2 separate regions of the Homo sapiens genome follow, and region 2 is linked to region 1. Evidence: chromatin contacts called from ENCODE Hi-C or POLR2A ChIA-PET data. All regions are on one chromosome and are shown on one strand. Each heading gives the region's core, a stretch centred on a gene start or an enhancer-like site at or near the end of the contact. The rest is flanking DNA. Distances are from core to core; before and after follow the strand shown. Region 1 has its middle 29 kb from the start of PRKCB. Region 2 overlaps PRKCB (protein kinase C beta).

What was found. Hi-C counts contacts between places; a loop is a spot of excess contacts on that map. ChIA-PET counts read pairs that join two places held with the same protein, here RNA polymerase II (POLR2A). Pooled maps may share reads with other maps.
Region 2: a loop to region 1 is called in a map of K562, with 4 times the contacts of the local background. The contact joins two enhancer-like sites. A Hi-C loop is called at or near these places in 3 of 168 maps with a recorded cell type or tissue (K562, naive thymus-derived CD4-positive, alpha-beta T cell and natural killer cell), 7 of 37 single-sample maps with no recorded cell type and 8 of 50 pooled maps. POLR2A ChIA-PET finds 5 or more read pairs at or near these places in 4 of 52 experiments (B cell, CD4-positive, alpha-beta T cell, CD4-positive, alpha-beta memory T cell and 1 more).

Annotation. Positions count from the first base shown.
Region 1 is chr16:23,804,702-23,809,244 of GRCh38, reverse strand. No RefSeq gene overlaps it. Among named protein-coding and RNA genes, the nearest start is that of PRKCB, 29 kb to the left of the region's middle. Within about 2 kb of position 2,089, at least 3 of the 41 ENCODE cell types and tissues checked have a DNase peak (open chromatin) inside an H3K27ac peak, as active enhancers do; they include B cell, where a contact is called at or near this core.
Region 2 is chr16:23,947,819-23,952,361 of GRCh38, reverse strand. All of the region lies in intron 2 of PRKCB (protein kinase C beta), which reads right to left. Among named protein-coding and RNA genes, the nearest start is that of PRKCB, 110 kb to the right of the region's middle. Within about 2 kb of position 2,306, at least 9 of the 41 ENCODE cell types and tissues checked have a DNase peak (open chromatin) inside an H3K27ac peak, as active enhancers do; they include B cell, where a contact is called at or near this core.

The sequences.
Region 1 (4,543 bases), core at 840-3,339:
GAGACAGAGAATGAAAGATACACAATGCAACCAAAGGGAGATGCTCCCCGTTTATGGCTGTGCACACCCAGGCACCACAGTGTTGGCTAGAGTAAAAAAGCAGACCTAAGAGGGGGTGAGAAGCATGTCTTTTGTGTGCTATCCATCCTTTATGACTTACGGTTGATGTTTCTTTTCTTTTTTTTTTCTTTTCTTTTTTTTGAGACAGGGTCACTCTGTCACCCAGGCTGGAGTACGATGGCGCGATCTCAGCTCACTGCAACCTCCGCCTCCCAGGTTCAAGCGATTCTCCTGCCTCAGCCTCCCGAGTAGCTGGGATTACAGGTGCCCACCACCATGCCCGGCAAATTTTTGTATTTTTAGTAGAGACGAAGTTTCGCAATGTTGGTCAGGCTGGTCTTGAACTCCTGACCTCAGGTGATCCACCGGCCTCGGCCCCCCAAAGTGCTGGGATTACAGGTGTGAGCCACCGCACCTGGCTGGTTTTTTTTTCTTTTTAAGTTCCACGGTGCAGGTGCAGGACATGCAGTTTTGTTACATAGGTAAAGGTGTGTCATGGTGGTTTGCTGCACCTGTCAACTCATCACCTAGGTATTAAGCCCAGCATGCATTAGCTCTTTTCCCTAATGCTCTCCCCACTGTTGGCGTTTTTATCATATATGAAGATAGCTCTTTGTGATTCTAAATATCTTCATCCAGTCCTGATAGTCACACAGAAGGGTCTAAAGAAGTATCCCTCCAACTCCAAATCCTGTTCCGTGCTATCCTTGCCTCTGGCTCTGGAACTCATGCTTATCTCATTGGAGACTTTGTTCACTAAATATTTCCTACTTCCACAAATCTTCAGCTAGACTTCCATGACACCTCAAAGAAGCGTGGCTTTTTCTTTCTTTCTTTTCATTTTCTTTCTTTTTTTTTTAAAGGGTCTCGCTCTGTTGCCCAGGATGGAGTGCAGTGGTGCAATCTTGGCTCACAGCAGCCTCAACCTCACAAGCTTAAGCAATCCTCCCACCTCAGCCCCATGAGTAGCTGGAACTACAGGTGCATGCCACAATGTCCAGCTGATTTTTTTAATTTTTTGTACAGATGGAGGTTTCACTGTGCTACCCAGGCTGGTCTCGAACTCCTTGCCTCAGGTGATCTTCCCGCCTGGGCCTCCCAAAATGCTGGGATTACAAGCATGAGCCACTGTGCCCAGCACGGTTTCATTTTGTATTGGGCTTTTATGTAGCTGGTTCTAGTCCTGAGGCAAACAGGAAATGGAAAGTATTTACTTGGGATTTACCTCAGCCCACTTTCCAGATCATCAGGCCCCTGGAATTTGAGTGGCTTTCTTGCCTGCACCCCATCCATCTTGGATAGAGACCATTAAGAAAATAGAAGCAGGCCAGGCGCTGTGGCTCACACCTGTAATCTCAGCACTTTGGGAGGCTGAGGCAAGTGGATCACCTGAGGTCAGGAGTTCGAGACCAGCCTGGGCAACAGGAGATTTTGTCTCTACTAAAAATACAAAAATTAGCCAGGCGTGGTGGTGGGTGCCTATAGTCTCAGCTACTTGGGAGGCTGAGGCAGGAGAATCACTTGAACCTAGGAGGCAGAAGTTGCAGTGAGCCAAGATCATACCACTGCACTACAGCCTGGGTGACAGAGTGAGACTGTCTCAAGAAAAAAAAAAAAAGAAGAAGAAGAAAATAGAAGGTATTATGGAGTGTCTAGCTTAGCATGTTATCTCCTTCACATTGCAGGTAACCTTTAAACAGATGTGAAGGCTGAAGAGTTAGCTAGGCTAAAAGTGAGGGAAAATATTGCAGGCAAAGGGAAGGGCAGAGGCAAAAACGTGGAGACAAGAGAAAGGAGGGCACATTTGGGGAACTCATTGGTCAAACTTTCTGTTATTAGAGACAGTGCTAGGCTGTCAAGGATACTGACCACAAGGGATGTTCCCAGCTAAGCTGGAAAGAGCTGGAGGGTTAACCAAAGTGGTAGGAGGCAGACAGGGTGTCTAGACCCACACAGTCACTTTCTACTAAGGTCCTTGTCACTTCCCCTCACCAGCTTGTTCCACCTGGTTGGCCAGAATTTGGCCCAAGGCAACAGTTCCTCTAGATACTTCCTTTACCATCTGAAAGACAAAAATGTCAGCAATAAAAATGAACAGGATCTCAGAGTTCAGTTACCCAAGACTTTCTGTGAGTATCCATGTCATTGAACCCCTAAATAAGATAAAAGTGGTATTTCAAATAAGTGGGGGCGAAAATGGATTCATCAACAGAGGGCATCAGTATTACTGAATACTTAAGTAGTTTTTAATTTTATTAGGATAAATTCATGGGAGTGGGATTATTAAATAGAATAATATGAACAATTGTATGGCTTATGTTTGCCTTATTGTATTCCCAAAGAGCTGTAACATTTTATAGCATCACCACTTGGGCAGGGGTATTACCTGTTGTTGCTAATTTAGTAAGTAGAAGAGAGAGATCAAAGTTTCTCTAATTTGTGTTTGTGTAATTTATCTGTATACTTTCTTCATTTATATAAATAAATGTCTTCACTTTGGGAGGCTGAGGCGGGCAGATCACCTGAGGTCAGGAGTTCGAGACAAGCCTGGCCAACATGGTAAAACCCCGTCCCTACTAAAAATACAAAAATTAGTTGGATGTGGTGGCTCACATCTGTAGTCCCAGCTACTAGGGAGGCTGAGGCACTAGAATCACTTGAACCCGGGAGGCGGAGGTTGCGGTGAGCTGAGTTCACAGCCTGGGCGACAAGAGTGAAACTCCATCTCAAAAAAAAAAAAAAAAAAAAAACCAGCTTCAGCTTCTGGCCAGGTGTGGTGGCTCATGTCTGTAATCCCAGAACTTTGGGAGGCCAAAGCAGGCAGATCACTTGAGGCCAGGAGTTTGAGACCAGCCTGGCCAACATAACTAAACCCTGTCTCTACTAAAACAAAAAATACAAAAATTAGCCAGGTGTGGTGACACATGCCTGTAATCCCAGCTACTCAGGAGGATGAGGCAGGAGAATAGCTTGAGCCTGGAAGCCGAGATCGAACCACTGCACTCCAGCCTGGGTGACAGAGTGAGACCCTGTCTTAAAAAAAAAAAAAAATCCAGCTTCACACATTGTTGGTGTGAGCATAAACTGGTACAACTTCTTTGGAAGGAGATTCTGAAATAGCTATCAAAAATTAGAAATGAGGAAGAAAAAAAAATCCTTTGACCCAGGAACTCTAGTTTTGAGAATTTATCCTAGACATAAGCTGGAATCTGAGTAAAGATATTTGCTCAAAGTTATTTCTTTTGACATTATTAATAGTAGCAAAAGATGAGAAACAATGTTTCCCACTCAATGGGAGAGTGTTTGTTATATTACAGAACTTCCACAGAAGAATGCTACACAGCCATTTTTTTAAATGAGGTAGATTTTTATGGGCTCTGACATTAAGCAATTTACAAGTTGTAGCACTGGGGACATAAAAGTCTGTAGGTGACATACCCACTTGTGTAAAAAGAATGGAGGATGATATCCAGAGTTAGAGATTGAGATAGAGACACACACATAGAGACACTACAAAGATCATATCACAAGGAATTTACATAAGAGAACATTAATTGTAATTGTTTCTTGGGTGAAAGTAAGAGAGAAATTAGGTGTTCATTGTATACATTTTGTTACTCTGAATTTTACGATGTTATTTTTCTAGAAAATATTCAAATAAAAAATATTAGGAGAGCCGGGAGTGGTGGTTCATGCCTGTAATTCCAGCACTTTGGGAGGCAGAGACGGGAGGATCATTTAAGTCCAGGAGTTCAAAACCAGCCTAGGCAATATAGTGAGACCTCATCTCTACCAAAAATTATAAAATTGGCCAGACATGGTGGTGCAAGCCTGTCACCCCAGCTACTTAGGAGGTTGAAGTGGGAAAATTGCTTGAGCCCGGGAGGTTGAGGATGCAGCAAGTCAAGATTGTGCCACTGCACTCCAGCCTGGGTTACAGAGTGAGACCCTGTTTCAAAAAAAAAAAAAAGAAAGGAATTTTTAAAAAACATTTTTTTAAAATTTCCTTTCCTTTTTTTTCTCCCAGGTTCAAGTGATTCTCCTGCCTCAGCCTCCTGAGTAGCTGGGATTACAGGCATGAGCTACTGTGCCCGGCCAGAAAAAAATTTTTAAAAAGAAAAATATTTCCAGGTGCAGTGGCTCATGCCTGTAATCCCAGCACTTTGGGAGGCCGAGGCAGGCAGATCACCTGAGGTTAGGAGCTCCAGACCAGCTGGCCAACATGGGGAAACCCGTCTCTACTAAAAATACAAAAATTAGCCAGACGTGGTGGCACATGCCTGTAATCTCAGCTACTCAGAAGGCTGAGACAGGAGAATCGTTTGAACCTGGGGGGCGGAGGTTGCAGTGAGCCAAGATTGCACCACTGCACTCCAGCCTGGGCAACAGAGCAAGACCTCACTTAAAAAAAATTATATATATATATATACACACGTATATATATATACACACGTATATATATGTATATATATACGTGTGTATA
Region 2 (4,543 bases), core at 1,057-3,556, 140 kb before region 1:
GCTAAACCCCTGACGTGCGTGCACATACACACACAGAGTTTGATAATCAGCAGAGCTTCACTGTGCCTGCTCAAAGAGGCGGAGGCTCTCTTGGAATGAGGGGGGCTTCTCTGCTCAGGGCTTTTGAAATGTCAGCTGAGCCACGGAAGAGCTTGTGATTCACTCCCTGACTCACTCCCATCTCTGCAGCAGACCCCATCTCTGCAGGGAGGGCAGGACAGGGCTTTTTCATTCATTCCCTCATTCAGTCACAAGACCTGTTTTATACCACGTTTACACACAAAAAAAACTCATTCAGGCACAAAACTCTGTGCCCAGCTTTGCACTAGTCCCTAGAGAGACAGAGAAGAATAAAGTACAGCCCCTGCCCTCAAGTTTCTCACAGTCTGACAGCCAGGGAGACAAACAGGTCACCACCAATCAATGTGATATATCAAGGAGTATATACAAGGTACCTATATCTATTTAGAAGACTGACACATTTGACTGTGGAAGTGTGACGTTCCTGTATTACAAAAGATTTCATAAACCAAAAGAAAAGACATAGGACAGACCAAGGGGATTTATTTTTAGACTAAATCACGGATTGGCATCTAGAATATATAAAGAGTTACTATCAATTAATTAAAAAAAAAAAGACAGGGGACCAGGTGCAGTGGCTCATGCCTGTAATCTCAGCACCTTGGGAGGCTAAGTTGGGAGGATGAGTTGATCCCAGGAGTTTAAGACCAGCCTGGGCAACATGGCAAAACCCTGTCTCTACAAAAAAAAAAAAAAAAAAAGCCTGGCATAGTGGTGTGTGCCTGTAGTCCCATTTACTAGGGAGGCTAAGGTGGGAAGATCACTGGAGTTGAGGTTACAGTGAGCTGTGATCTGGACACTGTACCCCAGCCTGGGTGACAGAGGAAGACCCTGTCTCAAATAAAAAAGCCACTAGAAAAATTGACAAAGTAATACGAAGAGGGAATTCCCAGAGAAAAAAATACAAGTGCCCAAAAAGCGTATGCCTAATCTCATGAATATCTGGGAAATGCAAATTAATACAAGATATTTTATCCATTAGATTGGCAAAAATGGAAAAGACTGATAACTCCCAGTATTGGCAACCACGTGGGCTGAAAGAATGATGGAAGAACGCAGGTCTAGTAGAGCACCCTGGATGCAAGGGAATGGGCATTCGATTGCTCTCATTATTCATCTTTCCTCCCACGTGCTTTGCACATGACAGTCACTCAGCAACCCTCTGCAGAACTGAGTCAAACAGGAAAAGTAATGCCGCATATCTGAGCTGCAGAGTGTTCTTATATTCAAACACCCATCCCTATGGCTCCTCTGGGATACTGGAGATGACTGCCGGCAGGATAACAGGTGTGGGAGCCAGGGACAAGGCGGGAAGAGGGCTTGCTACTCAGGGAATAGAGTACCCCATTGATGCTGGTCACTCTTCCTTTCCTACCAGGGATGCTCAGGCATTCCACTCCTTCACAGACAGCAACCTTGCCCTGAGAAAAGAAAGGCTTATGTGTGATTATTCACTATGGAAAATAAGGAGGAAACAGATCAGGAGAAACAGGAAAAATAAAGTTTCACTTGCTAAAGTGAAACTGCAAAGAGGCACCAGCCTGAAAGGCAAAACCAAGGCCTAGATAGACAAGACAGCAGCAGGCCCAAAATGCCCACTGATGCCAGGAGGCCCCTCTGTTCTACCCAATAATGGAAACAGCCAACACGTGGGTTTACTCTGTGCCAGGCACTAAGACCTCAGGTACCTTATCCCTACAGACCTCAGCCTATTTTAAAAGGAACTCAGAGAGGTTAATCAACTTGTCTGAGGCCACACAGCTTGTCCACGGCAGTACTGGGGTTTGAACTTAGGTCTGTCTGACTCCAGAACCCCGTGCTCTTACCCATACTGCTTAGCTTTTAGCTGGCCCAGTCCTGGGAAGTCAGCCCTCCAGGAGGAAGCCCTGCCTGACAATGGGTTGGGACTAGAAGGAGATTTATGTCCCCCATTCTGAGGAAAAGCAGGAGCACCAGTTGGGGAGTGGGAGGACCCAGTGGGACAGACAGCTAAGAAGAGAGTCACTATTACCATTCAGGGACACACAGAGTCTGGAACCTAGGTTACTTCCAGGCTTAAGGGAGTGTGGGTGTACCCACCCTCCACCCCACCCACATCTGGTGCCGCTAGAGGGATCAACAGAAAAAAAAAAAAAAAAAAAAAAAAAATTCAAATCATAGGGGCCAATGCTGCTGTTGGCAGAAGCAGGAGGAAGTGGGCCACTGGGGAGGCCACATCCGCCCCACGGCGAGGCTCCTTCGGTTAGCATGGGCAGCAGCAATGCAAGGAGAGGGAAGGAGGTGGTCTCTGGGCCCAGGTGAGGGAGAAAGGAGAGGCTCTGGGTGTCATCCCAGCCTGAGGCACAGGGAAGAGGTGTGGGTGGCTGGACCCAAGTGGCTCTGGCACTCCTAGATCTCACAGAGATCCCAGCCTACCTGTGAGACCTCAGGCAATTAATTTAAGCTCTCTTGCCTCAGTGTCTTCATCTGTAAAATGGGGATAAGAATGTTATCTTCCTAGTACTGGGTGGAACTACCACCACCTCAACAACTGGTACCTGCCTGGCTTCATGCCTACTGGACTACCCCACTGCCACTAAATTGGAAACTCTATGACAGCTTGTCTGGCTAGTTCACTGCTGTATCTCCAGCACTTAGAACTGTAAGTGGCACCGAGCAAACACCCAATAAATATTGGTTGAATTGTTAACAATAGGTGCTCAAAAATATTTGTTGAAGAAAAATAAAGGAGACAAAGAATAAAACGATAGAAGGTAGAGAAAAAAGAGGGGCAGAACGGAGGAAGTTGGACCCCCAGGAAAGTTCCAAGACCATGAGAATCAACTGAGGTTGGCCAGTTAGCCAACCTGCTTCTCCAAAGAGCTCTGCCCAAGATAGTACTATGTTGTCAGAGTTAATAGAACCAAGCACTGCTTATCACTAGGTGACTGGGCTCGTGTTTTAACCAGTTTCTGAGCTTGAGGCAAGGTCTCCTTTCTCTTCCTTATCTAAGGAGGCCCCAGGGGCTGGCCCTTTCTTTCATTCGTTCTTTCTTTTGTCCATTCGTTCGTTCTTTCTTTCTTTTGTTTGTTCGTTCTTTCTTTTCTTTCTTTCTCTGGGTTACAATCTCATTCTCTGTCCCTGGCATCCACCTACAGACTCCGGAAGAGTGTAAACATTCTAGTGTTCACCTGTGGTCTCACACAGTGCAACCTCTGGGCCAAAGCCAAGTGTTTACGCCTGAATCACTGTCACTAGAACGGTTGCCTCTGATTACCACTCCTCGAAAAATTATGCGTTGTCAGTAAAAAACCAACAGGCGTGCCCAGCCCAGGTGTAGATCTCATGAAACCCTGTACTACTGACAAGTGATTTGCAAGGACCTTTCCACACCCACAAATCTCTGACAGGAGATGCATGGTGGTTAAGAATGTGTGCTTTGGAACCAGAGGATCTGGACTCAAATCCTGGGCCTCCACTTATCGACAGTGGAACCTTGAGCAAGTTAGTTCATCTCTTCTTGACTCAGTTTCTTCAGTTACAAGAAGAGGATAATAACACCTACCTCACTAGGTTACTGTGAGAATTCAAGGAGGGCCAGGCACGGTGGCTCACACCTGTAATCCCAGCACTTTGGGAGGCCAAGGCAGGTGGATCACTTGAGGTCAGGAGTTTGAGACCAGCCTGGCCAACATGGTGAACCTTATTAGTCTCTACTAAAAATACAAAAATTAGCCAGGCATGGTGCTGTGTGCCTGTAATCCCAGCTACCTGGGAGGCTGCGGCATGAGACTCGCTTGAACCCTGGAGGTGGAGGTTGCAGTGAGCCAAGATCGCACCACTGCACTCCAGCCTGGGCAACAGAGCAAGACTCCATCTCAAAAATTAAAAAAAGAATTCAATGAGATAACACACATAAAGTGTTGTAAGCAGTCAAGATTCTTATTTATAAACATGGAAGCCCACTCTAACCAGTTTAACCAGGAAAGACAAGCTTTGGGAGGCCCTGAGAATCCAATTAGGACACATTTAGAAAGCCAGAAGAAACATCTTGACCACAGTACAGAACCCGCTGCCACCACTCCAGAGTCCAGACCAGGCAATCTGCACTACAGATGCTGTGAATATTCAACATTCACAAGGGACAGATCTTGCTAGAAGCCCCACCATAGCTGACTCTGCAGTCTGGACATACTTAACACCTCCCCCTCCAGAACAGATCAAACACAGTGTCTGCTGCTTCTAGCCACCAATTCAGAGTCCAGCAAGGACTCACCTGATTGACAGATCCTAGGTCACATGTCTGTGCTCTAGCTGCAAGGGAGGTTGGGCGAGTGGGTTTCTGAGTTGTGCATTAAAGAGACATGGGTTTATGAGGTGGCGAATTCACAAATATTAAAAAAAAAAAAAAAAAAAGCGGCTCCAGAGTGTGTGGCCAGAAAGAATGACAAGTGTCTCCCATTAGCTCTTGGCACAGTGCCTG